Regions from separate parts of the Mus musculus genome. Here all the other regions are linked to region 3. Evidence: chromatin loops called from intact Hi-C (ENCODE). Cell type or tissue: heart. All regions are shown on one strand.

Region 1 (5,000 bases), 500 kb after region 3:
CCCCTTCAAGCAAAACTCTGATTATATACTTTGGCTTTAATTCTGCTTGGGGATCTACTGCCCCTGTACCAGAAGGCCCTGACTTCCTAATAATGATGACTTTTAATATATGATTGATTCAACCTCAACTCCTCCCATTACCAACAAATTTAAAGCATAATTAACCATGAGCTAATTACTAAACTCCAAACTCTGTCAGCCCACTTACACCCTGCTGCGAGCCCTAACCTACATTGCCCTTCTTAATGACAGCTCTCCCTCATAAAGAATTATAATGGCAGAAGAAGAGTCACAAAGATGCCCAAGGCATACCTAAGGTCTTGACTCTGATCCCAAGGGCTTAAGTCCTAGTGAGCTTAGAATTAACCATAAACTTTGTACAACACATAACATAGCATTAGGATAGCACGAGCCGGATGCCCCTGATGAAGATGGTCCTATCTCACTGCAGCTTTCCTTCCTCTAAGCACAGTGAGAGTGGACTATGTCTGCAGCATGGGCTGTGGCTGCTAAAAGCTGCCTTCACCTTGTGCTGTAAGGGCCAACCCAGGGTCTGGGCTCTGGTTTGCTAGGCCTCCTTAGAGCCCTAGGAGGGGGACATTCACAGAGCACAGGCCCTGGCCGTGTCCTTCTGTCTATGGATTGCAACCTTATCCCTTTTCTTCTGACTCACTTTTTAGGGGTGCCTCAGGGAATCATTTTGGGAGCATACCTTGCTGTTTACCTGCTGAGCATCCCAGACCTTGGGGTGCTTTCAGTAAGCCTTGTGTTTCCTTACTTTTCTGGTTTCCCTCTGGTCCCTGTCACGTTTCCTACCTGTGGCTAAGGTATTACTTGGTCAGACCAGACTACTACTTTGTGGCTGCTTCCTTGCCTTTCTTTCATCCCTGCCTGAACGTAGTCCCAAGACTGATCACAGAAGGAATCTTTCTACCTTTCTTTCATCTTGAACCCCAGTGGCCTCCAGCTGTACTTAGAATGAACTTAGAACTCCTAGGTGGTCTTCAGGACCCTCATTCTAGCCCCTACCCAGATCCTCAACCCATCTTGCATACCTGTGATCTTACTCCTCTGTCTAGCCACACCCCCACTGCAGGAGAAGATAGCAGATATTGGCAACTTATTCTAATTCATTCTCACTGCCCAGGACTCAGCTATCTTGACATCTTAACCCAGGTACTCTGCTCATTATATATCTGGCTTTGCCACAATAGTGGCAAGTACCTATAATCCTAGCACTTGGGATGTGAGGTATGAGATAGTGAGACTAGGTTACATAGAGTTTCGAGGCTAGCCCAACACTCATTGTGAGACTATCTCAGGCAACCAGAACAAACCCCCATGTAGTCAACACTGCAGTCCCAACCCAACCTTTTCTCGGCCATCTTTCTCAATGGTTTACTTCAGCCATGTGCACAGCTCTAGCACTTTGTCATTGGTTCACTTCACCCATGCACACAGCTCTAGCACTTTGTCATTGGTTCACTTCAGCCATGCACACAGCTCTAGCATTTTGCTCACTGTCAGCTCCTTTCTCTATAGTGGAAGCTTCCAGAAAACACAGCTCTCTCTGTTTCGCTCACGGCTGTATTCCTTCTGTTCAAGACACCTTTCTTGCCTGTGCTGAAGGAATGACAGGTTTTCCCAATAGAATGAGTGTATGGCTACATATCTCTGGTAATTCATCCAAGGGTCGGTGGGATAAGAAACGAGCTTCCCTTGGTGGGATGGAATTCAAGTTATATGTTACCCTGGGGTGGAGTGCCAGATCTCTTCCTTTGGCTTCTGGGTAAGAATTTACCAGAGTTCTTTCTTATGATCTTCACCCCATCACACCTGTATCACCCAGCTCAGTTCCACTGTACCATCCTGGTACTTTAGTGCAGTGTCTCAGTGCTCTATGGTGACATCACAGGGCTAGACTGTGACATCACAATGCTCCATGTGAATTCACAATAATGAACTGTGCCATCACACTGCTGCGTTTTTGCCACCACAACATCCCACCCTGACAGCATTGCTGGATGGTGACATCACAGCGTTTATTGTTCTATAACAGTGTGCTACTGTGATATCATAATGTGGTATTGAGTTGTTACACTGCTCCTTTGTGCTATTATCATGCTATCCTTTGACATTAAAGTGCACCAGTGTGTCATTGTGACATCACAGTGCAACAGTGTTCCATGATAATACTGTATTGTGACATCATTATGCTGAATTGTGACATCTTGGAGCATTTCCCTCTGGAGATGGCATACAGTAGAAAGACCAAACATCTTTCTTGTTCTGTCTGGAGTTCTGGATGAAGGATGAGTGTCAGTTTATGTGTCTCTGGGGCACACTTCAACATCAACTTCTGTTCAGGCAGAGCCTTGGGCTGAGGTTCTCCCAGCATGCATTAGGGGAGGTCCTAAATAACTCATCTCCAGAGGGCACCTGTGGAGGCAGGACAGGAGACAGAAGCTCTAGGAGAGATTCAAGGTCATTGTCTATCCCGGAAGGATTTGGAACTAAGGGAAGATTGGCCTCTCTTCAACCTGGCTAGGTGGTAGCTTATGAAAACAAACAAAAACAAACAAATAAAAACTCCCTGCATCTTTCTGTGAGAGGGACTAGACATGGACCCTTGCCTGTCCTGGTTGATGTTAGGATGCCCTCTGGTGGTGACGATGACTGCATAACATCTGCTTCCTAGCTCTACCAGTGATGGGCAAAGTTAGCCTGTACAAGTGCCTGTGCGTGCGTGTGTGTGTGTGTTTGTGTGTGTATGTGTGTGATTTTTCGTTGTGTAGCCCAAATTGACGTGGATTCTAGGCTCTCATACTCATGATTGTAGCCTAGGTAGACCATGTCTTTTACCCTGATGTCCTTACTTGGTTTGTCTATTTGTCCCATACTATTTTGCATAAGTAAGGGGGAAAATGTGATAGCTTCCCACCTTGAACTATGCTTTCCTGAGTTCAGTGGGTTTGGACATAGTTTTTGACGTATTTCTGGTGCATTTTGCACTTCGGTATTTCCCCTTTCTTCTTTTGTTCATTCGTTCATTTGTTCATTCTGTCCTCCTTCTCCCGCCATCTTTTCCTTCCATGTTTCTTTTTTAAAAATTTGAGACAAGGTCACCTTGGATGGTCTGGAAGTCACTATACAGACCAGGTGATCTTGTACTCTCAGCGATCCACCTGCCTCTGCCTGAGCACGGGATTAAAGGCGTGCGTGCTAAGTCTCTCAGCTCTTTTGGTGTTTCCTGTGTCTGGATTCTCAGAATCAAATCTTGACTCCTTTAATGTGAGGCTGTGATCTATGCTGCCCACCTCCCTTTCTTCACTGACCTAATGTATGCAGCATTTATTCTTGTCTCGTGAGGGCTATGCAGAGACTCTTCATGCTGTTTTCCTCAACTGGCAGCAACTACTGCTCTCATTATTGGTTTTAGACTAAAATCCTCACAACCCTGAAAAGACTCAAGAATTATTGCAAAACCCCGAAGGCTGAGGGGATAGCTCACTATCTCTGCCTGTGCTGGACAGGCAGAGAGCATTGAACCTCTGTGACTTATTGGCCAGCCAGTTGAGCCTACTTGGTGAGGTCCAGACCAGTGAGAGACAGACACTGTCTTAAACAGAACAGTGGATGGCTTCCAAGGAAAGCTTAAGGAGAGACACGTGGGGTTGTCCTCTGGCCTTCATATGCACAGACTTGCACACTTGAGTACTCACATACGTGCACATGCGCATGCAAACACACACACCCCACAAGTTAATGATACTGCTCATTTATGAGTAAGCACCGGTACCCATGAAGAATGCTTTCAGTGTGGATGTTGGGTTCGGAGATGGTTGGGGACGTGGGCTCTGTCTTGTCAATCTCTAACTCCCTTAACTGTTCTTTGGCTTTGAGAAATTCAGTATCCTTCTATGCGGGGACACCGAAGCACAGACTATTCTCTTGAAAGGACCCTGATGTTGGATCTAGGTTCATCCTGACAGTTTCATATTATCCTACCTGTGTGGACCTGGCCTCCAAACACTCTCCTTTAGAGGAGCTGGGAGTAGTGAAATGTATTAAGATGCAGTGGGGGAGTGGGTGCCCCCACATTCGCCTATCCAGAAGTTCTGAACAGGGTATTAAACAAGAGTTTTAAATACATGTGGAAAACCCCCCATCTGCTGAACTCAGCCCTTGCCTTCTGAGCTGGTGCCTAGTTCGACAGTGATGTCACCTTTACTACATTCCCAGGCAAAGGCTTGCTCTCATAGTTGTCATTCCTCTGCACAGTACAGGAACTGCTGGGCCAGCTGCAACTTCTCCCCGGGGGGCCTCGGACTTTCCTCTGTCTCTGTGCTCGGTGGGTTTCCTTTCCGGCCAGCCCTAATCTTGCCAATATCAGGAAACAGTGACAAAAGCCGGAGCCAGGGTGTCCTTCAGCTGGCCCCCACATCGCCTTGGCGTGCTGGAGACTCAAGAACAATGGTGCTTGAGAAAGTCTGCCTTCTGTTTCCTCAGGACGGACACCTTCATCCTCACCTCCTGTTTGGGCTGAAGCTGTTTCCCTGGCAGAGACGACTGGCCGGCCACTGGAACTTTTGCCTTGAGAAATGAGGCTTCTCCATATTACCATATAAGCATAGGAGAAGGACTCTGTGCTGTGAACTGGGGAGATAGCTTGTGAACTTGAATTTCTCTGTGTAGTTTTAGGGTTTTTCATTCTTCAAAATAGGAGGACAGAACTCAAGGCCAGCCAAACCTTGCTCTTCCTTCTACATGTCTGTAGGAAGCTAAGGACCCCTACCCAATAGCTCTGTCAGATCTCCTTCAGCACTTCAGTCCTACCTGGGGACAACAGGAGAAGCCCCTGCCTGTCTCTGTCCCTGTCCCTGTCCCTGTCCCTGTCCCTGTCCCTGTCCCTGTCCCTGTCCCTGTCCCTGTCCCTGTCCCTGTCCCTGTCTCTGTCTCTGTCTCTGTCTCTGTCTCTGTCTCTTTGTCTCTGTGTCTGC
Region 2 (5,000 bases), 220 kb after region 3:
TAGCGATTTCTAAGTATTGTCTTTGCAAGGTACTCCTCAAATCTGGACCTCAGCCCTAGACCTTCTCCAAAGGAAGAGAGTTCTCCTCTGATGACCCACTGTCTACAACTGTAACAGAGTTGTTTAAACCCTTTATCTTTCATCTGAACTATTCTTCCTAGTAAAATTACTGTTGGCATACTGACCCTAAGGCTTACGCTTGTTTCCTTCCTGATGTTCTAACCAATTCAAACACAGTAAAAAGGTACAAGCTGGCTAGGGGGCTAGTGCCTTTATACAGCACAGGATAGGCAGAGGTGGAGGAGGTCCAAACTAGCTAGCAGGGCTTCCTAGAGAGATTCTATCTAAAACAAAAGTTCTGATGTCAAACGTGGGTGCTTAGGCTTGATGCTGTTTCCTTAAACAGCATTGGGGGGTGGGGTGCCTTTAGTCCCAGCACTCAGAAGGATCTCTGGGATGGAGGCCAGCCTGATCTACAGATCAAGTTCCAGGACAGCCAGGGCTACAAAGAGAAACCCAGTCTCGAACAAGCAAACAAAGATACTAAACTCTGTCAACTATTAATCAGGGGAAACGCGGCATATCCTCCTCCTTTATTGAAGACAGGCTAGAAACAGACCTTCAACGGAACCCTTATTTCCGTATCAGCACGCAGGCCTACGTACGAGAGCTTCTGCAGGTCACAAGCTGACAATCTCTGACTTAACCAGTCTCCATCATTCTGGTCCAGGCTACCTCAGCCGGTTCTACTCATCACTCACTGATCCGAACCACAAATACGGTCCGTCATTCAATGTCCACAGTAAAACAACCACCCTCCACCTTTCTCAACTTCACACAAACCTCGCACTTTCAACCAAAGGAGCGCCCCCACATTGGCTGTGTCCCTGCCAAAATGGCCTCCTCCTTACCTTCCTCCTTTACCCCATCAATGCCCACACTTGGCGCAGTAAACAAACCCACCATTGGGAGCACACACCTGCTCACTAACCCGCCCTCTCACGGAGTGGATCAAGACTCCTCTCTGATAGAACCAACAGATTTAATGTTTTAATCAAGTTCAAAAGAAGGTTTTAATCTCCCAGGAGACAAATGCTATGGCCTGAGTCCTCCCCCATTCCCCAATCAACAGCAATACTTGTAAAGCAAGCGGTGAGCCTACATCGCGCTCTCCGGGCCCCAAGCAAGGTCTGTGGGGTGTCCAGCGTCCACATCGGGAAGGCCTAGGGAAGGCGAAGACCCTCCAGAGCTCACGCGCTACTCCCCGCGCCCGCAGACCGCTGTCCCCACAAGCAAAAGACACCCGCCGACCCTCTGCGCAACCCAGGCCTGGTACCCAGGGCCGCGATAAAGGTCAGAGGGCGAGGCTGCCGGCGCGCCCCTCCGCACTTAACGATGCCTCTACCTTGTCCTCCGGAGGTGCGTCCTCGCGGACAACCCTCTGCCGTAGTTCGGTCATGCTGGGGACCCCGGCGCGACGTCACCCCGAGTGAGCAGCACGGTGGCCGCGGGGGTCGGCTCAGTGAGCACGGGCTCTCGGCGGGCCCGAGCACCTCGCAGCCCCACCGTGCCTCGCACAGCCCCTGCAGCAGCGCCACTAGCCCCGAGCCCGGCCCCGCCCAGCACCGCTGCCGCCGCCCTTGCCCGGAGAGCGGAGCCGCTGTTTCCCCAGCGGCCGCTCGCTCCTCCTCCCGGGAAGCTGCGAGCCAGCGCGCACGCGCACTGCCGCCATCTCCGCCTGGAACCCCAGACGCCAGGAGGCGGGGCAGCCTGGCGGGGGTGGGGGCGTGAGCGGAGTTCGAGACACTCATTGGACAAAACCTAGAGGGGGCGGGAGAAAAAGAGCAGAGTGAACCAATGGGGTCCTTGCGTCCTACCGCAAGTCCCCGCGCGCGAGTGCTGGGTCCAGAAGGTAACCTGTTACCGGGGGACAACAGCGCCTCGTAGCGGCCTAGACTTGCTGCTCTCAGCTTGGGAGTCCAAACGAAGAGACCAGGTGGACCTCTGAACATCATAGCAGGAGGTGAAACCTGTTTCAGCTCACTTTGCCTTGCCAAGCCATGGTCGCTGGTAACTTAGTGAGCACTGATTCTGTCTAAGCACCGAACTCAGAAATAGTCTCGTCCCAATCACACACCTTTTTTGTTCACAGCACTCCAGAGACAAAGGCAAGTGGATCTGATCTATGTAACCTGTTCCACTGCTACTGAGACCCTGTATCAAAAAACAAACAACCACAACAAAAAACACTTAGAAATGGATATGATATCTGCAAGTAACATCATCCAAGATATTGCTTGTCTTAAGTTTTTGTCTTGTTTTGTGCTGAAGGTAGAACTCAGGACCTATGGGCTAGCGAGATGGTTCAGTGGGTAAGAACACTGACTGCTCTTCCAAAGGTCCTGAGTTCAAATCCCAGCAACCACATGGTGACTCACAACCACCCGTAATGAGATCTTACGCCCTCTTCTGGTGTATCAGAAGTCAGCTACAGTGTACTCATGTATAAAAATAAATCGTTCAAAAAAAAAAAAAAACCCTCAGGTTTGGCTCTTGTTAACCACAACTTCTGTGAGTAAGTTAACACCCACATCTAATTCTTTGAAAACCTTTGGGCTGAAAGGAATGTTTCCTATGGAGCCCCTCCCTCTATTCCTGACCTAGTTTAAGCATTTAGCCAGCAGCTACAAGGGTACGAGTAAGAATTAGAACTCAGACGTTTGTTACCACGCTGTAACCAATGTTCACATATGCTGCCTGAATTCAGTATTATGGGTGCTGTTCCAGCATTGTTCTCATGCAAAACAGGGCTCCCAGTCCTTAGCCAGATTGCAATCTCAAAGAAGTCTTCCACACCAAGGGTCAGGTTCCTTTTAGAGATTTTGACCAGAGCTGTGAGTTTTCAGAAAATAGGAAGAGTTCTGAAAAAGACTTACATTCTCAAATTCTTGTTATGATGTTTCAAATTAACAGCAAAATACTTAGACAAACTTCAGCCCTCTGGTCTTTGCATTTTATTTGCTATTTAACAGCTTTGCACAAATGCTTGGGTGCTCTTGTTCCTCTACTGGTGTTTGCTGGTTTTGTTGGGTTTGGGTTTTTGCTTTGTTCTGTTAGAAATAAATACCTTTTGAAGCCAGACTTTGGCTACTTTGTGGGCTTTTTTCTTTCTTCTACCCTTCTCCACCCTCTTCTTCCACCCTTTCAACACCCTATCACTATGTAGGAAAGGAAAAGAAAAAGGATAGAGGTGAAGGGTGGTGATAATATCATGTGACTATTTTCTGATAATTAAGGGCGTCAAGTTCCTTGGAGCAAGTTTGAGACCAGAATACATGGCTAGAGAAATGGTTCAATGGTTAGGCGCACTTATTGCTCTTGCAGAGGAAGGAGGTTTGGTTCTCAGCACCCATACAGGACGAACTGCCCATAATTCTGGTTCCAAGGGACTCAAGTCCCTCCTCTGGCCTCTAGGATCGTCTGCAATTACATGGTACACGTGTACACGTAACTCATACAGTCACATGCATACAAAAAATAAAATAAAATATTATCTTTAAAAATAATACAGGACTGGAGAGATGGCTCAGTGACTAGGAGAGCTGGCTGTTCTTCCAGAGGACCTGAGCTAAATTCTCAGCCACACATGGGAGCCCGTAACTGTCTGAGACTACAGTCCTAGGGGATTCAACCTCCTCGTCTAGCCTCTGAGGGCACCAGCTACACACATAGTGCACAGATGCACATAGAGACAAAACACCCACACACAGAAATAAACCAAGACCTGGAAATCAATCGATATAAATCAGAGTCATGAAACTCGATGAGGTGTGTACTCAGTGAGATAATGCCTTCCGACTCGGCCTGAACAAGGTTCTCACTTAGCATCATCAAACCTAACTGAGCGCAAACCAAATGCATCCCTAAAATCAGTGTGGTAGGGAGCAGGACTCCATTAACCGGACATTCTAGAAACCATGCTAATAGCACTTCAACTTTAATGCCTCGCCTTCAATAGCAGAAAGAAAAGTAAAAAATGTTCCTGTCATCCTTCATGTGCTTCCTCTGTTCCTTGGGGTTGGTTCTCATTGGTTGGTTCTCATTGGTTGGTTCTCATTGGTTGGTTGGTTGGTTGGTTCTCATTGATTGGTTGGTTGGTTTGGGTTGTTTGTTTGTTTCCTGCTCATTATATTTAGTTTTTTCTCTGGAATCTTTTCTTCCAGGACTCAGGCATTTTGTAAATTTCTTTCTTGTAAATTTTTCATTATAAAATTTCTTCTTAGATTTATTATTCTTCCAAGTATATGTGCCTGATCCCTGTAGAGGTCAAAATCAGAAGAGGTTTTTAGATTCCCCTGGAACTGGAGTTACAGATGGTTGTGAGCAATCATGGGGGTGCTGAGAATCAACCCCGAGTCCTCTGCATCAGCAACAAGTGCCCTTAACCACTGAACGATAATTGTCTCCAGCCCTCAGGTGTATTTTATTACGTTTTCCCTTCATTACACCTCCTGGTTAATTCCTTAATTTTTAAATATTGTGTTCATTAATAGAACTTGGGATTCCAGTCTCCCAGAATATCCAGGCTGATTACAAACCCAGTGTAAGAGGCAGTTACTATTATTGGGTTTAATAATGTCACTTCATAATTAAACACCTCCTGTTTTCTTCCTTCCTTCCTTCCTTCCTTCCTTCCTTTCTTTCTTTCTTTCTCTCTCTTTCTTTCTTCCTTTCCCAACAAGTTCTCTAGACTCTATAGTGAAGGCAAGCCTCAAACTCATGCAATCTTCCTGCCTCTGCCTCTGCCTCCCATATGCTGGCATTATAGGAACACATCATCTAACCTCAACCCTGATCTCGATATTCTCACACACACACACACACACACACACACACACACACACACACGATGAAGTGGCGTGAAAATTGCCAAATTCCCTAAATAGGTATACCGAACCTCTTCTTACAAGAATAATTTGTCAGTGAACAATTCCTTATCA
Region 3 (5,000 bases):
TGGACAAAGTACTGAGGAGAGGAGGTGTGCACCCTCAGGAGATTGGAGGCTCAAATTCTCAGGTCTCCTTAGAGAACTCTTGGGGCTCAGGACCAACAAGTGTGAGAGTTTGTGTGCTGGGAGGGAGACAGGTGCAAGTGAAAGAAAGTCGCTTAACCGTGGAGGGCAGCTCACTCCGTTTTTCCTCCCCTCTCTTCCCTTGCACTCTCTCAATGGCCCTGTCATACAACAGCAGATCAGGTCACAGCATTTACAGGTTAGGAGCCTTCATGTCCAAGCCAAGCTAAAGCTAGCATGGCTACACAAATGGAGATGAGTGACAGGGGAGATGCATCACCAAAGAAACCCTCTTCTTCCCTTTGCTCTCGATTAATTTCTATGAAACAGCTGCTCTGGGAGGTCCTACAGCTGAGGGGTACGCCACATGCTCCCCACAAACACCGATGCTGATTTCTTGGTTATGACGACTGCAGAAACGTAAAGGCTGGTACTCTTCAGCAGTGCTTACAGATCTCTGATGGATGAAGACGGTTAACAGAAGTCTTGGCATCCACTTACACATCAGACCTGCACGTACTCTGCCTCAGCCCTTGAGTCAGACCCTGCTTAAGTACGTGAACACGACGTTTTTGGGAAACGTGTTGTGCAAGACTTTCCCACAGGATTAATTTGGTCTATTGCCCACTGCAACAAACACATTTCTTTCACTCTGTCTAGTGCTTTCTCATTAACATAAGCACCGATGGTCCTTCACAAGGCTCAGACCAAACTAGGACACAAGATGCTCACAGAAGATGGTGGTAGCAACTGGAAGCATCTGGCAATTCCCGGATTAAGCTGCCATTCATATGGCTGCAAGTCTTAAGATCTTAGAAGAAAAAAACCACAAAGTGTGTGTGTGTGTGTGTGTGTGTGTGTGTGTGTGTGTGCGCGCGCGTGTGCGCGCGCGCTGGGTACATGCCGTGGCATGCATGTGGAGGTCAGAAGACAACTTTGAGTCAGTTCTCGCCTACCATATGGGTTCTCAGGATCAAACTCAAGTCATCAAACTTGGCAACAAGTGCCTTTATCCAAAGAGCCAACCCAACGGCCTGAGAAAACATTTTTTTGAAGCCATGCCTATGACCAATTGACAATCACCAAAGTTTTAGCCTCTTCCCCCAAATCACAGCCCTTCTGTTGAGCATAGCACAGCCACCTTTTTGGTTAGAGCTAATTCCTTTAAGCTTGCTTTATTTATTTATTTATTTATTTATTTATTTATTTTTAAAGATAAGGTGTAGCTCTGGCTGGCCTGGAACTCACAGAGATCCTTCTGTCTCTGCTCCCAAGGGCTGGGATTAAAGGTGTGTAGCACCATGCCTGATCTTTAAGTATATTAGCTGAAGCTCTTCCTCCAGAAAATTAATCGTTCATTCACCTATGTGTGCAACGGTGGCTTGGTTTCCATGGCACCGTTGTATACAACCACCTGCTATCAAGAGGGAGTCATTTCAGAGCAGAGGTTTTGAGGGATCTGCAGTCATGGAAATAAGTTCTCTGGCATGACCAAAGATGAGCATGGCTTTAAAAAGTCAAAAGTCAAAACCACAGGAGGGAAGAAGAGATCTAAGATATTGGGAAGGTTATTTATATGAGTATCCAAACAGCCAGACAGGAATAGTACCAAGGAGAATATTGAGAATAGAGATGTCCCCTCAAAATATGACACTCCAGGGGTAGGTGATGGCCATGTAGGTTTGGTTTGATATATTCTGCTGTGGATTTCACACAATATTTCCTGCATGCTCTTGTGTTGAACAGTTTATCTTCACTTGCTGATGCCATTTGAGATGTGATTGGAAACTTCAGTAGATGGGACCTAAGGTCACAGGGGGCTTCTGAAAGATGTACCTGCTTCCTGGTCACCATGAGGTAAACAGCCTGCTCTTCCACAAGCTTCCACTACCACAACGTTCTCCATAAGATGGAGTCCAGAAACACAGGCTCCCTAGTGCCTAGAGATGTGACCCAGTGGTAGTGTCTGGCTTGCATAAACAAGGCCCCAGGTTTACTACCTTGCACTGAAAAAAAAATCACTATTTTGCTGAAGTTTTTGTCACAGATATGAAAATCCTGACTAACACACATTGAGACCATACAATATACAAAGTTGGAGGTTTTAGCAACAAGGTAGAAAAAATATTTCTGGGGGTTGGTTATGCACACCTAATCCTAGTATTTGGAAAGCACAAGCAGGAGGCTTGTCAAGAGTTCAAGGTTAGTCTGGACTTTGTGTGGGTCCCGTGCCAGCCTGGGCTAAAAGTAAGACACTATATATCACAAAACACTTGATGAGTCCTTGGATGTGGCCTAGGTTCCCACCTAAGCAATAAAGATCCAATTGATGTTGAGTTTAACCACATCTGTTGCATGCTGGTTGGTGCAGGGGGTCTTGTAGCTGATTAACTGAGTGGTAACCAGCTGAGCAGCTGACTAAGGCGTTAAGTTACGGTCTGTTTCTCACCTCCAATTTTCTAAAACGTCTGATCGCATTGCTGTCTAAAGTTCTTAGAACTTGTGCTGATTCTGAGAACTGCCAGATTTGAGATCCTGTTTTTGCTTTATTTTGTTTTTCTTTGCTCAGACAAATGTCCTAAATTAATTGGTCCAGGGAACATCCAAAAGTAGCAATGGGAAGCAAAAAGATGCATCCCTGCAGTTTTAGTCCCTGGGATGCTAATGAGGGATGGGGAAGGCAAAGGAGTCACCACTAGAGGGCAGCAGAAGACGAAGGTGCCCCCAGAGTCAGGTTCTCAAAGGAGCCAGAGGATGAAATAAACTCAGATCATCTCTGGATTACAATGGTTCCATAGATACCTTTGGAAAACTGTATGTTGAAAATAATATTTAAAAGCAATACACATTTAAAAACCATACTTTGATAGGGGATGCATTAGTTACTGAGGGAGGACTTATTTTGGCTTCATAGCTTCATGGCATCACTAGTAGGAAGACGTGGTTGGAGCAGCTTGCTTCTCAGCTGAGGAAGCCTGTGGCTGGGCTCTTGACATCTCAGCAGATCTGCAGGCGAAGATCTAGACTGAACTGGAGGTAAGATAGCCTTCCCTGGATGTTAGCATCAGCGAGACAGGTCCTACATCCTAAAGGTCCCACAGCCTCTCAAAATGGTGCTATCAGCTAGAGACCAAGTGTTCAAACACATGAGCCTGTGGAGGACACTCTATACTCAAACCAAAACAGGGGTCATACTAGGATGGCAGATTAGTAGCAGCCTTTGTATGATTGTGTGGTACAGAGGTTGATAGAAATCAGAGAGACAACGGACAGAGTCTATACCAAAAACAGAAAGAGAGGAAAGGATCTGATAGCACAAGCGAGATCACAGGAGAATCAAAGACTTCCATAGTATAAGCCAGGGCTACTCTGACTCAAAAGAGTCCGTCCTAGCCCAGGATACAACCACAGTCCCAAGAAGCTTTAAAGCCTGTTGGGGGGCTGTGCTGTGTAATACTGCATTGGTTAAGTTTCTGCTGCTGTGATGAAACACCATGAGCAAGGTAACTTTTAGAAGAAAGAGTTTATTTAGGCTCACAGTCTGAGAGGGTTATAGTAGAGTCCATAATAGCAGTGATGCATGACAAGTCACAAGCATGATGGCCAGAACAGGATGCTGACAACTGACACCTTGAACTGCAAGTGCTAAGCAAAGAGTGAACAGGAAATAGAGTGAGGCTCTGAGCTCTCCAAGCCCACCCCAGGATACCAACTTCCTCCAGCAAGGCTGTGTTCCCAAAACTTCCCCAAGCGGTTCCCCACCAACTGGGGAGCAAACACTCAAATGCCTGAGCCTATAAGCACATTTCTCATCCAAACTGCCACGTATTCCAAAACCTGGAAACAGAAAAGAAATGGACAGATTTCTAGACACACATATGACCTTCCACATTGAGAAGGTATGAACCACATAGATCTATAGTGAACAATGAAATTAAGGCAGTAACATGCCACTCAACAAACAGGAGCTCAGGCTGGATTCATTCACAGCCGACTTCTACTAATCCCTAAATAAGGACTAATAGCAATGTTCTCCAAGCTATTTCATGAAATACAAAGGGACACTCCAAGCTCAGCCTATGTGGCCAGTATTACCCCGAGACTAAAGCTGGATAAAGACAAAAACTATAGATCGTCTTTTCCTGATAAACACAGATACACTCTCAGTAAAGTGCTGGCAAACTGAATTCAACAGCACATAGAAAGTGTGACTCACCATGAACAGGATATTCTTATTCCAGGGGAACAAGGATGTTTCAGCACATGCGGTGTAATAATGTGATGGTTTGAATACATTTGGCCCCCATAGATTCACATATTTGAATGCTTGGCCATCCTGAGTGGCACTATTAGGAGGTGTGGCCTTATTGGAAGAGGTATAGCCTTCTTAGAGGAGGCATGTCACTATGAAGGTGGGCTTTGAGGTCTCCTGTGCTCAGGCTCCACACTGTGCCAAAAAATAGTCTCCCGCTGGCTGCCTTTGTATCATGATGTAGGACTCTCGGCTCCTCCAGCACCGTGTCTGCCTGGATGCTGCCCTGCCTCCCACCATGATAACAAAGGATTGAACCTCTGAAACACTAAGGCAGCCCCAATTAAATGTTTGTCTTTACAAGAGTTGCCTTGGTCATGGTGTCTCTTCACAGCAATAAAACCCAAACCAAGAAAAATAGCATTTCAATATAGAGGTAGGCTCAGAAATCACATGATCATCACAATTGATCAGAAAGGATTTTAACAAAGTTCAAATCTTTTCATGACAAAAATCCTCTGTTAAAGCTAGGAGTAGAAGGAACATGTCGTAACATAATGAAAGATGGGCAAACCAAATGTATAGCCTACATTATACCAAGTGTAGAAGGCACTGAGAGCATCTCCCCTAAAGCCAGGACTCTCACTTCTCTTTCAGCATCATGACTGAATGCTTAGCAAGAGAAAGACAT
Region 4 (5,000 bases), 97 kb after region 3:
CCCTCACAGTCTGAAGGTAGATTTTTCTCTTGATAAAAGAACACAAAAATGAACACCTTACTTGTAAATTGATATCTAGTAACTAGTGATAAACTTGAAATGCTAGGATTCTTTACAGCCTAATCCTAGGTAGCCTTAGAGAAATGTATTTTAGTTATTTTTGAACCTGTATTCACCTTGTCTTTTCAAGATATCTTAAGTTATATTTTCTTTCTCAGAGCTGCTTTTTATTTGGGGGGCTACTTTTTTTTTTTAATTGAGGCGTAAACCATAAAAGGCTCCTTTACTTTGGTGAGACGTTTTACAACTTTGTCAGGTTGTCTTGCTCTCATCTTCCAAGAATGGTCATTTTGCTTTGTTAGATTTACTTTTAAAGTCCTGACATGGGTTACTTCAAGTGTAAAGCAGTGCAAAGATCAGGTGGCTTTAAACCAGCTGTTTGGTTATTAGAAAACATCTGTGGAGGGCCTGTCCAGCAAGCAGAATCGCACAGCCTGGTGTGTGGAAAACCCTGAGTTCCACCCTCAGCTCATGAAGAGCAGCGCACGGAAGAAAACTCTGGGGCAAAACCATTTTATTGGCTTGGTTCATACTCCAATTAGCTTTTCAAACGCGTTGAATGTGTCAAAACAAAGTGCTGTTTTTTTCCGCGTTACCAAATATCTACATAACTTTTTGCTTGCATAAGTGCGCCCGTGTTCTTTGTTACACACATAATCTATGTCTCCTGTGTCACCTTCAAAATATACACACTTACAATTCTTCCACCATGCCAGCACCTGGGGATAATTGCTCCAACACATGGTAATTTCCACTTCCAGTTTTTTTTATTCACACATCCAAAAAAATCTGGATGCTAACCAGGTTTTTGTTACAAGAATTGCCTTCGTGCAGAGCCCGCCTGCCTTGATATGCCACTTGTGTTAATAATAGTATTTAAAGCAAGGCTAAAAGCACTTAGGGAGAAATCATAACTTGGGTAATAGATTTGAGTGACTGTCAGCTGCTAGAAGGCACTGCTGTGGCCTTGGTGGTGAGGGTATGACACTACATCTAGTTACCCGTGATTCCCTGGAGTATTAAATTCCTGCTGGCAAAAGAAAGACGCAGGAAGTAGTTGTCTCTTTGGGAAGCTCATTCAGCTTCAAGAAAAACAAGCAAGAAGGTTGAATGTGATAGTGCATGCCTTTAATCCCAGCATCCAGGAGCCAGAGGCAGAGACAGGTGGATCTCTGGTCTACGTAGTAAATTCCAGAACAGCAGGACCATATAGTGAGACCCTGAGTCAGCCAGATAGAGAGGTTCATAGATAGATAGATAGATAGATAGATAGATAGATAGATAGATAGATAGATAGATAGATAGATAGGCAGGCAGGCAGACAGACAGACAGACAGACAGACAGACAGACAGATGGTAGAAAGAAAAGAATAAAACAACCAGAATCACTAAGAGAAGCCTAGTCTTTTGCCTGGAAAACTGGAGACCACCAAATGGCCTCAGACAGATCACAGTGTGAATCACCCTGAGAAGTAAACAGGAGATGCCCACTTCAGAACTCACTGCAACCTAACCACAAATGCAGATTGAATTCCCTGGCCTTAAATAGCATGAAGTTCCTGTTTGGGTGCCACCTTTGAAGTTTATGAAGCAAAGAGCACTTTATGTAAATGGACACACTATCGGGGAAACCATTACAACACCAAGGAGAACGTTTGCCATTGGAGGTAGGGAGGGCTAGAAAGGGGAGTATATATATGGCACCTGCGTTCCTGGTGCTCTGCCTTAGCATGTGCGCAGAAACCTAAGACCAGCTGACTGAGAAATGAAGTCTCTGAAGCTAGGGCTCAAAAATAAGTCTTCCCTCTTACAAGTGCGTTCTGCCAGGTGCTTTTTACCAACAAGGAAGTGAATGCCTGGCACAGCCCCTGTCTACTTTCTCTAAACAAAAGATTCTGATCCAAGGGGAGCCACTTTGGGACTTGACCGACACCTTCACAGTCCTCAGTCAGGGGCTCAATTTAGCCCTCTGCTGGCAGAACAGGGAAGTTTTGTTCTGCGCTGTGACTCGGACTTTCTCAGGGCACCTGAGCTCTGATTATCTCCTTAACTCTATCACCTGCTTTATCTTTCTCTCGTTCACCTCCCCCTCTCCATCTTACCCTTCCATTCCCCGAAGCATCTCCTACAATCAGTTCCTAGAAAGCACGCAAATCTTTGTCTCCAGATGTTTTAAGTAACCCAACCAAAGGCCATATTCCACTTTAGAAATGCTAACCAAGGCCATATATATATATTTTTAATATTCAGGTTAACCCAGAGCCTTATGCCATTCACCGTGAAAATGGCTTGCCTTCCCTCCTAAAATGAGCCCAAATATCCTTATGCTTGCTTGATTGGCATTTTTGCACATACGGAAGAAAGCACAGGCCAAAGGGGTCAACCCCAGGGGCCAGGCAGAGAAAGGTTTGTCTATTCCACATATCCACATTATATAAATTTTCCCTCAGACTTGTGCACAACCCCAGAACTCCTGTGGCACATGCTATGCCTGTGTCCTTTCTTGAGCTCAGGAAAGAGTGACATGAACACCTGAACCTGGAGGAGAAAGAGTCAGAGACAGAGGCACAACGTGAATCAATACTGAAGTGCCTCTTTATAAAAAAGAAAATTTCCCCAAGTTCAGTCAGCAGGGATGGAAAGACTGGTGTTTCTTCATAGCTAGAACACTGTCCCCTCTACCTCTCATCCCAGCAAAAGAAGGTCCTAACCACGAAGAAGACCGCATTAGCTAAACTCTCTTATGGAATCCGGTCCTCCACCCCCTTTTTAAGTGCTGTACACTAAACTCAGAGCCTTTTATGTAGTAGGAAAGCATTCTACCACTGAGCTAAGTGCCTAGTGCTTTTTTACAAACAAACAAATAAATAAATAACAAGCTCTCACTATGTGTTCTAGGCTGGGCTTGAACTCCCGATCCTCTGACCTCAACCTCTCAGAGTGCAGGGATTACAGGTGAGCATGTGTTTGCCCAGCTGGAATTTAGCTTTGCATCTGGTGACCAGCTCCATCCTCCCAGGAGTCCACTCTCTCGTTCCACCTCTCCTACTTCTGCCTCCTCTGGGGGCCTCAAAACTTCTGAAACAGTTTCTATGGCAATCCCAAATTCTGACCCAAACATCTCTCAGGCTTTCATCCACAGACAGGAAGTATGGCTAGTGGCCATGCAATCTGCTACGCTTCACTCTCTGCACTGTCCCTTGGTCCTGCCCTCAGAGCAGATAAAGCCAGAGAGGCAGCCTGAGTTCTACTTAGTAAAGCCAGCCCACCAGTGTCTTACACAGTCATTCCACAGAACCCTGAAAAGGCAGGTGGGTTGTGTGAAACCTTGAACCTCTACGGAGTCCCCATCTGTCTAACTACAGTAACTCACAGAGCTAAATGACTTTTAATTTCAACAGCCTTACAAAGTTTACCTGCCAATGTGTCAATAGCAACAGCACAGTCTTAGTTTGATTTCTTAGTGTGATTCTACAAGAGACACACAGACATAAAAAAAAATGATGGAATAGATTTGTTTTTTAAGAACAGAGTCCCTCCCTCCCATACTTTGAAAGACTGAAAGGTCACCATGGCTACAGGACTGAGGGGAGGAAACATTACTGAGAAATCTTGCTTTGGAATACTGCTTCTCTAAACAAACGTGTGTTCATCAATCGAATGTGTGGCCTTGACCTCTGTCCAACAGACGGCTTAATAGAGCCCCACGGAGCTCTTTGTGACAAGATCCACCACAAAGCCTTGTACAAATGCTTTTATGCTTTGACTCAGCAATACCACTTCTGGGAATTTGTCATACAAATATCCTTGTACATGCACCCAAAGATGCTCTGTGTACTCGGTCACTGATGAGCTATAATACGCACACCATTCAATACCACAACACTATAAGAACAAAAAATTGGAAATAACTTAATCTGTAATTTTACAGACATCTTGAACCTGTCAAACCAACATATCCAGCAGTGTGGGTTGTAAAAGGTAGCAACAGTGTATCCGTACAATAGACTATGTTATAGTAGAAAGGTGAAGAAGCCATAAATATATATATATTAGATTACAGATACCCCTTGGAAAAACAGGAAAAACTGTGCATACAAGGTGGATGGGAAAGAATGCTATTTTATATGATATCATTTTATGTGTTTTAATTTTTGAATTGTGTTGAGTTTGCTATTGGCTGAGAAACTGTCCTGCAGTATGACACTTCATAAGGACATAGGTACCACAATCAAGCTATGTGTCCCAATTCCTCACCAGTAACTTTGTAGTGGAATCTTTACCTCTGCCATCCATTATTTTCAGGGGATGTATGGTGGGAAGCCATACTCCAGAAAAGAATCACTTTTATTGGCCTATGGCCATGTCTCTGAGAGATTGTCTTACTGTGGGAGGGCCCAGCCCACTATGGGTGGCACCATCCCTAGGAAGGTGGGCCTAGGCTACACAAGAAAACTAGCTGAATGAGCTTAAGCCTATGAATGAGCCAGGAAGCAGTGTTCCCCTGTGGTTTCTGCTTCAAGCTTCTGCCTTAAGTTCTTGCTCTAACTTCTCTTAGAGATAAACTGTAACTAGGGAACATTAGCCAAATTAACCCTTTCCTCCCCGGTTTGCTTTTGGTCAGAGTGTTTTATCATAGCAACAGAATAAACTAGGACAGGCCCTATGCCTTTTCTCCTCTGCGTACACTGACTTAATTCAAGTCACAGTATTATTCAAGTACTGTGGTGGTAGGAAGGGGTGACTTAATGGAGTTCAATATGGCAATCTCAGGCTTACCAACAATTCAGTGTTGCCCTTTAGAAGGATGTTATTCTGTGCCGGCATTAAACCACTCCAATGTCCTGAATAATAATGGTGTGCCTTCCAGGGAACACACTTTGTGGTGGTGGTGGCGGCGTGTGTGTGTGTGTGTGTGTGTGTGTGTGTGTGTGTGTGTG
Region 5 (5,000 bases), 170 kb after region 3:
CCCTGATGACTAAGGATGTTGAACATTTTTTCAGGTGCTTCTCTGCCATTCGGTATTCCTCAGGTGAGAAACCTTTTTCAGTTCTGAGCCCCATTTTTAATGGGGTTATTTGATTTTATGGAGTCTACCTTCTTGAGTTCTTTATATATATTGGATATTAGTCCCCTGTCCGATTTGGGATAGGTAAAGATCCTTTCCCAATCTGTTGGTGGTCTTTTTATCTTATTGACGGTGTCTTTTGCCTTGCAGAAGCTTTGCAATTTTATGAGGTCCCATTTATCGATTCTCGATCTTACAGCACAAGCCATTGCTGTTCTATTCAGGAATTTTTCCCCTGTACCCATATCTTCGAGGCTTTTCCCTACTTTCTCCTCTATAAATTTCAGTTTCTCTGGTTTTATGTGGAGTTCCTTAATCCACTTAGATTTGACCTTAGTACAAGGAGATAGGAATGGATCAATTCGCAATCTTCTACATGATAACAGCCAGTTGTGCCAGCACCATTTGTTGAAAATGCTGTCTTTTTTCCACTGGATGGTTTTAGCTCCCTTGTCAAAGATCAAGTGACCATAGGTGTGTGGGTTCATCTCTGGGTCTTCAATTCTGTTCCATTGGTCTACTTGTCTGTCGCTATACCAGTACCATGCAGTTTTTATCACAATTGCTCTGTAGTACAGTTTTAGGTCGGGCATGGTGATTCCACCAGAGGTTCTTTTATCCTTGAGAAGAGTTTTTGCTATCCTAGGTTTTTTGTTATTCCAGATGAATCTGCCGATTGCCCTTTCTAATTCGTTGAAGAATTGAGTTGGAATTTTGATGGGGATTGCATTGAATCTGTAGATTGCTTTTGGCAAGATAGCCATTTTTACTATATTGATCCTGCCGATCCATGAGCATGGAGATCTTTCCATCTTCTGAGATCTTCTTTAATTTCTTTCTTCAGAGACATGAAGTTCTTGTCATACAGATCTTTCACTTCCTTAGTTAGACAAAAGCAAACATTTAACTGGGGCTGGCTTACAGTCTCAGAAGTTTAGTTCACTATCATCATGGTAGGAAGCATGGCAGCATGCAGGCAAACTTGGTGCTGGAGGAGCTGAGAGTTCTACATCTTCATCAGAAGGCAGTAGAAGAGACTGTCTTCCTCAGGCAGCCAGGGGAGACTCTGTTGTGCACTGGGTGTAGCTTGAACTTATTTATGAGACCTCAAAGACTGTCTATACTGTGACACACTTCCACCAGCAAGGCCACACCCACTCCAACAAGGCCACACCTTTTTTTTTTTTTTTTTTTTTTTTTTGAGACAGATTTCTCTGTATAAACCCTGGCTGTCCTGGAACTCACTCTGTAGACCAGGCTGGTCTTGAACTCAGAAATCTGCCTGCCTTTGCCTCCTAAGTGCTAGGATTAAAGTCGTGTGCCACCACTGCCTGGCTAAGGCCATACCTCTCTTTTTTTTAATTTTTATTTTATATATATATATATATATATATATATATATATATGACGAATAAACTGTAGCCATCTTTAGACACACCAGAAGAGGGCATCAGATCCCTTTACAGATGGTTGTGAGCCACCATGTAGTTGCTGGGAATTGAATTCAGGACCTCTGGAAGAACAGTCAGTGCTCTTAACCGCTGAGCCATCTCTCCAGCCCAAGGCCATACCTCTTAATAGTGCCAATCTCTTGGCCAAATATTGAAACACATGAATCTATGGATCCAAACCTCTTCAAACCACCACAATGAGGAACTGTATTACAGGGTCACAGCAGTAGGGAGGTTGAGAGCCTCTGCATTATACCATGAGGAAATATAACTAATGCAGGTAGACACTGCATTACTCATTTTACACTGAAGAAGGGGTAGCACAGACAGGGCTAGTAACCTGCCCAGTGCCACACAGCCAGTCAGCAATCCCCCAACTGAAACAGAAAGGACAAGCCATTCCACCTCTACAGGTGTGCAAGGAGATCTGTGAGGGAGGCCCAGCACTGGCTGGGAATCGGAACAAGGCCATGAGATGTTCAGGTGGCATCCTAATGCGCCCTAGGCTGCCTGAGCTAAGTCAGCTCTGGTAGTTATAGCCTGCCCTCCTCTCTGTTCCCGAGACAAAACATTCCTTCTGGGTGCAAACAGTTGCAATACAGCACCAATTTCCCTGGAATACTGAGGCCAGTTCTTTCTTTTGCATAGAAAGGCATTCACTCCTCAGACCACGCTGATCCCATGACAAACAGAAGCTTCTGGCCAGTGACTATCGGCTGCTAGCAACTGGAGCAGGGCTTTGCATATTTTCTCAGCTACCTCTGCTTCATGCAGAGGAGGCTAAGTGGTTGAGCAGTCTCATCAACGCAGAAGAAAACAGTGAGGTTGGGCCTGGATCTTACTCAACTGTGTCCTGAGCTGGAGCGCTTGAGCCTGACTCCTGGTTCACTGCTGCCCTCTCCTGGGCTTTTGGCAGCACTGCCTGACTGCAAAGAGTACTGCAGTTTTGATTTGGTTGGCTGGTTTGGAGTTTATTGTTATTACTGTTATGGTTTTTTTTAGATACTCACATCATTTCCCCTTCCCTTTTCTCACTCCAAACCCTCCCGTATACCACCTCTTGCTCTCTTTCAAATGTGTGGTCTTTTTTTTTTTTTCATTAATTGCTGTAACACTCATGCATGCATATAGGAACTGAGTTTTACTCAGGCCTCTCAAACTGCAGAGACCAGGGACAGCATTTCCATCAAATGGAAGATGGGGCAGGCAGAGGCAGAAGGGAGGCATTTCTTGTTCTCCAATCTACTACAGGGCCTCTCAAAATTGCACATATTATAAAATTGTACATGTGTATAAAAATCGTATAGGAAATGAGAATGTAGCTCAGAGATAGACGACCTGGCATGTACCCCCAGGCCATTCTCCTTTACAAATAGTCAGGATTAAAGGTGGCCACTTCTCAAGAATTCTTCTGTGTATCGAGGACTCCATACAAAACAAAACACTTCTTTTATTGCTATAAACACTCATCTATCCACTAACCAAATTCAATCGTGTAACCCGACTTCTCACCCCAGCAGGTCCCTCTGGTTCTCTCTACTTGGCTTTCTGGGTGTCTTCTTACTTTGGAGAATCAGATACCTTTTTAGGTAAGAACGTAGGCAGGCAGGCAGGCAGATGGATAATGTATGATAGGTAAGAGGGTACACAGATGATAGGTAGGTTAAGTAGGCACGTACATAGATAAATAATAATTAGATAGATAGGTCGGACAATAGATAGATAAATAGATGATAGGTAGGTGGATAGGTAGATGATAGGTAAGTAGGTAGATAAATAACTGATATGTAGTTGGGTGGATACATACATGCTTACATACATACATACATACATACATACATACTAGATGACGGACAGTGTGGTGATCTGAATGAGAACCACCCACCATGGACTCGGATGTTTGAACACTCGGTCCCCGGTTAGTACGGTTTAGGTGTGGCCCTAGTGGAGGAAGTCTGTCACTACGGTGGGCTAAAAGGTTTCAAAGCCACACACCATTACCAATTCCCTGTCTCTGCCTTGTGCTTGTGAGCCATTAGCTTCTGCTCCAGCCACCATGGCTGCCGCCTGCTGCCGCCCCTCCATCCTGGACTCTTTCTTACCCCTCTGCAACTGTAAGCCCAAATGAATTCTTCATCTACAAGTTGCTGTTCTCATGGTGTCTTATCATAACAAACAGAAAAGTGACTGATACAGATAAATCAGATGGGCAGGTAGCTAGATAGACAGACAGCTTGTGCTGAGTACAGGTGACCATTTGACAGGCAGCACACAGACATGCTGAAGTCCCTCCCTTTGTCACACTGTGAAAGGTCTGCACCTGTGGGGTGAGTGATTCCTTGACAGCCATTCATGGTTTTTTTTTCCCCCTCTTTCTACTTAAATAATTGGGCAAGATTTAATATTTAAACAAAACCTTTAGTGTCGATGACATAAAAAGACCCAACCTCAAACCCTTGACATTACTTGTAAACAAGCTAATAATAGATCTTTAAATGGAAAAATAAACACCTTCTGTGGAAGCGTCTAAGTGCTGGATATACGCCATCTGAAGACACTCTGCCTTAAGCTTAGTAGGACCAATTTGTATAGTCTGTGACTTTAAAGAAATCTGTATGATTAAAAAAAGTTTTAGAACAACACAAAATTATGAATGAACTAAAGATGGTGGCAGTGTTAGGAAGGAAAGGGAGAGGACAGCTTTCCAGAAAAAAGGCGTCCACGTCCAAATGACCTCTCCAGGAACTGTGGGGCGGCCTCTGAGAGGAGAGCCCCCAATCAAGGCTCCGATGCAGCCTGGTAATGAAGCAGAAAAAGTACAAAAGAAACATTCTTTTTCTTTTTTAAGATTTATTTATTATTATATCCAAGTATATTGTTGCTGTCCTCAGACGCACCAGAAGAGGGCATCAGATCTCATTACGGATGGTTGTGAGCCACCGTGTGGTTGCTGGGAATTGAACTCAGGACCTTTGGAAGAGCAGTCAGTGCTCTCACCTGCTGAGCCATCTCGCCAGCCTGAAACATTTCTATAGGAAACTGGATGTTTAACATTCCATGACCTTTAGAGACAGGGTGTCCCACTCAGCCAGGAACCACCTCAGACTCATCATCCTCTGCTCCTCACCCCCCCCCCCAGGTGTCTTGACTACCAGCAAGCACCACACTTAACCTTAATGCTTTTTCAGACACCATCTGCTTTCCTGTGCTTGTGCCAAGAGAACCCCTCTCTGCCCTATGCCATCCCCTCTGTTCTATGACCCCCCTCTGTCCTATGGCCCCCTCTCTGTCCTATGCCCCCTGTCCTATGGCCCCCTCTATCCTATGCCTCCCCTCCCATCTTATGCTCCTGTCCTATGGACCCCTCTCTGTCCTATGCCCCCTGTCCTATGGCCCCCTCTGTCCTATGCCTCCCCTCCCATCTTATGCTCCTCTGTCCTATGGACCCCT

The links. Hi-C counts contacts between places; a loop is a spot of excess contacts. Peaks named below come from ENCODE experiments on the same cell type or tissue, not always from the same donor. Only the 100,000 strongest peaks of a DNase experiment are listed, where the experiment ranks them.
Region 1: it touches region 3 in a loop (4-fold over the local background); 5 of 42 quality-filtered maps call a loop at or near these places.
Region 2: it touches region 3 in a loop (12-fold over the local background); 13 of 42 quality-filtered maps call a loop at or near these places.
Region 4: it touches region 3 in a loop (6-fold over the local background); 19 of 42 quality-filtered maps call a loop at or near these places.
Region 5: a loop joins it to region 3, with 7 times the contacts of the local background. A loop is called at or near these places in 37 of 42 quality-filtered maps.

The regions. Positions count from the first base shown.
Region 1 is chr2:131,980,413-131,985,412 of GRCm38, reverse strand. No RefSeq gene overlaps it. Among named protein-coding and RNA genes, the nearest start is that of Prnd, 32 kb to the right of the region's middle. In heart, a CTCF peak has its summit at 2,665 (motif pointing left); a DNase peak (open chromatin) is centred at 4,382; H3K4me3 peaks cover 502 bases; H3K27ac peaks cover 1,624 bases.
Region 2 is chr2:132,259,903-132,264,902 of GRCm38, reverse strand. It overlaps Cds2 (CDP-diacylglycerol synthase (phosphatidate cytidylyltransferase) 2), which reads right to left and starts at 1,755. Exons shown (of 13, transcript NM_138651.7): 1 at 1,406-1,755. The coding sequence starts at 1,459. Gm46766 (a long non-coding RNA gene) reads right to left here and starts at 1,399. Exons shown (of 2, transcript XR_001783482.2): 1 at 1,163-1,399. In heart, CTCF peaks have their summits at 1,742 and 1,944; DNase peaks (open chromatin) are centred at 372, 1,002 and 1,772; H3K4me3 peaks cover 2,223 bases; H3K27ac peaks cover 1,865 bases.
Region 3 is chr2:132,483,405-132,488,404 of GRCm38, reverse strand. It overlaps Gm14095 (a long non-coding RNA gene), which reads left to right and starts at 1,804. Exons shown (of 3, transcript XR_866754.2): 1 at 1,804-1,914; 2 at 2,972-3,093; 3 at 4,967-5,000. In heart, a CTCF peak has its summit at 2,753 (motif pointing right); no DNase peak of the experiment used is centred here; H3K27me3 peaks cover 558 bases.
Region 4 is chr2:132,386,782-132,391,781 of GRCm38, reverse strand. No RefSeq gene overlaps it. Among named protein-coding and RNA genes, the nearest start is that of Prokr2, 3.8 kb to the right of the region's middle. In heart, a CTCF peak has its summit at 2,037 (motif pointing left); no DNase peak of the experiment used is centred here; H3K27me3 peaks cover 324 bases.
Region 5 is chr2:132,313,646-132,318,645 of GRCm38, reverse strand. No RefSeq gene overlaps it. Among named protein-coding and RNA genes, the nearest start is that of Gm46766, 53 kb to the right of the region's middle. In heart, CTCF peaks have their summits at 2,467 (motif pointing left) and 4,440 (motif pointing right); a DNase peak (open chromatin) is centred at 2,445.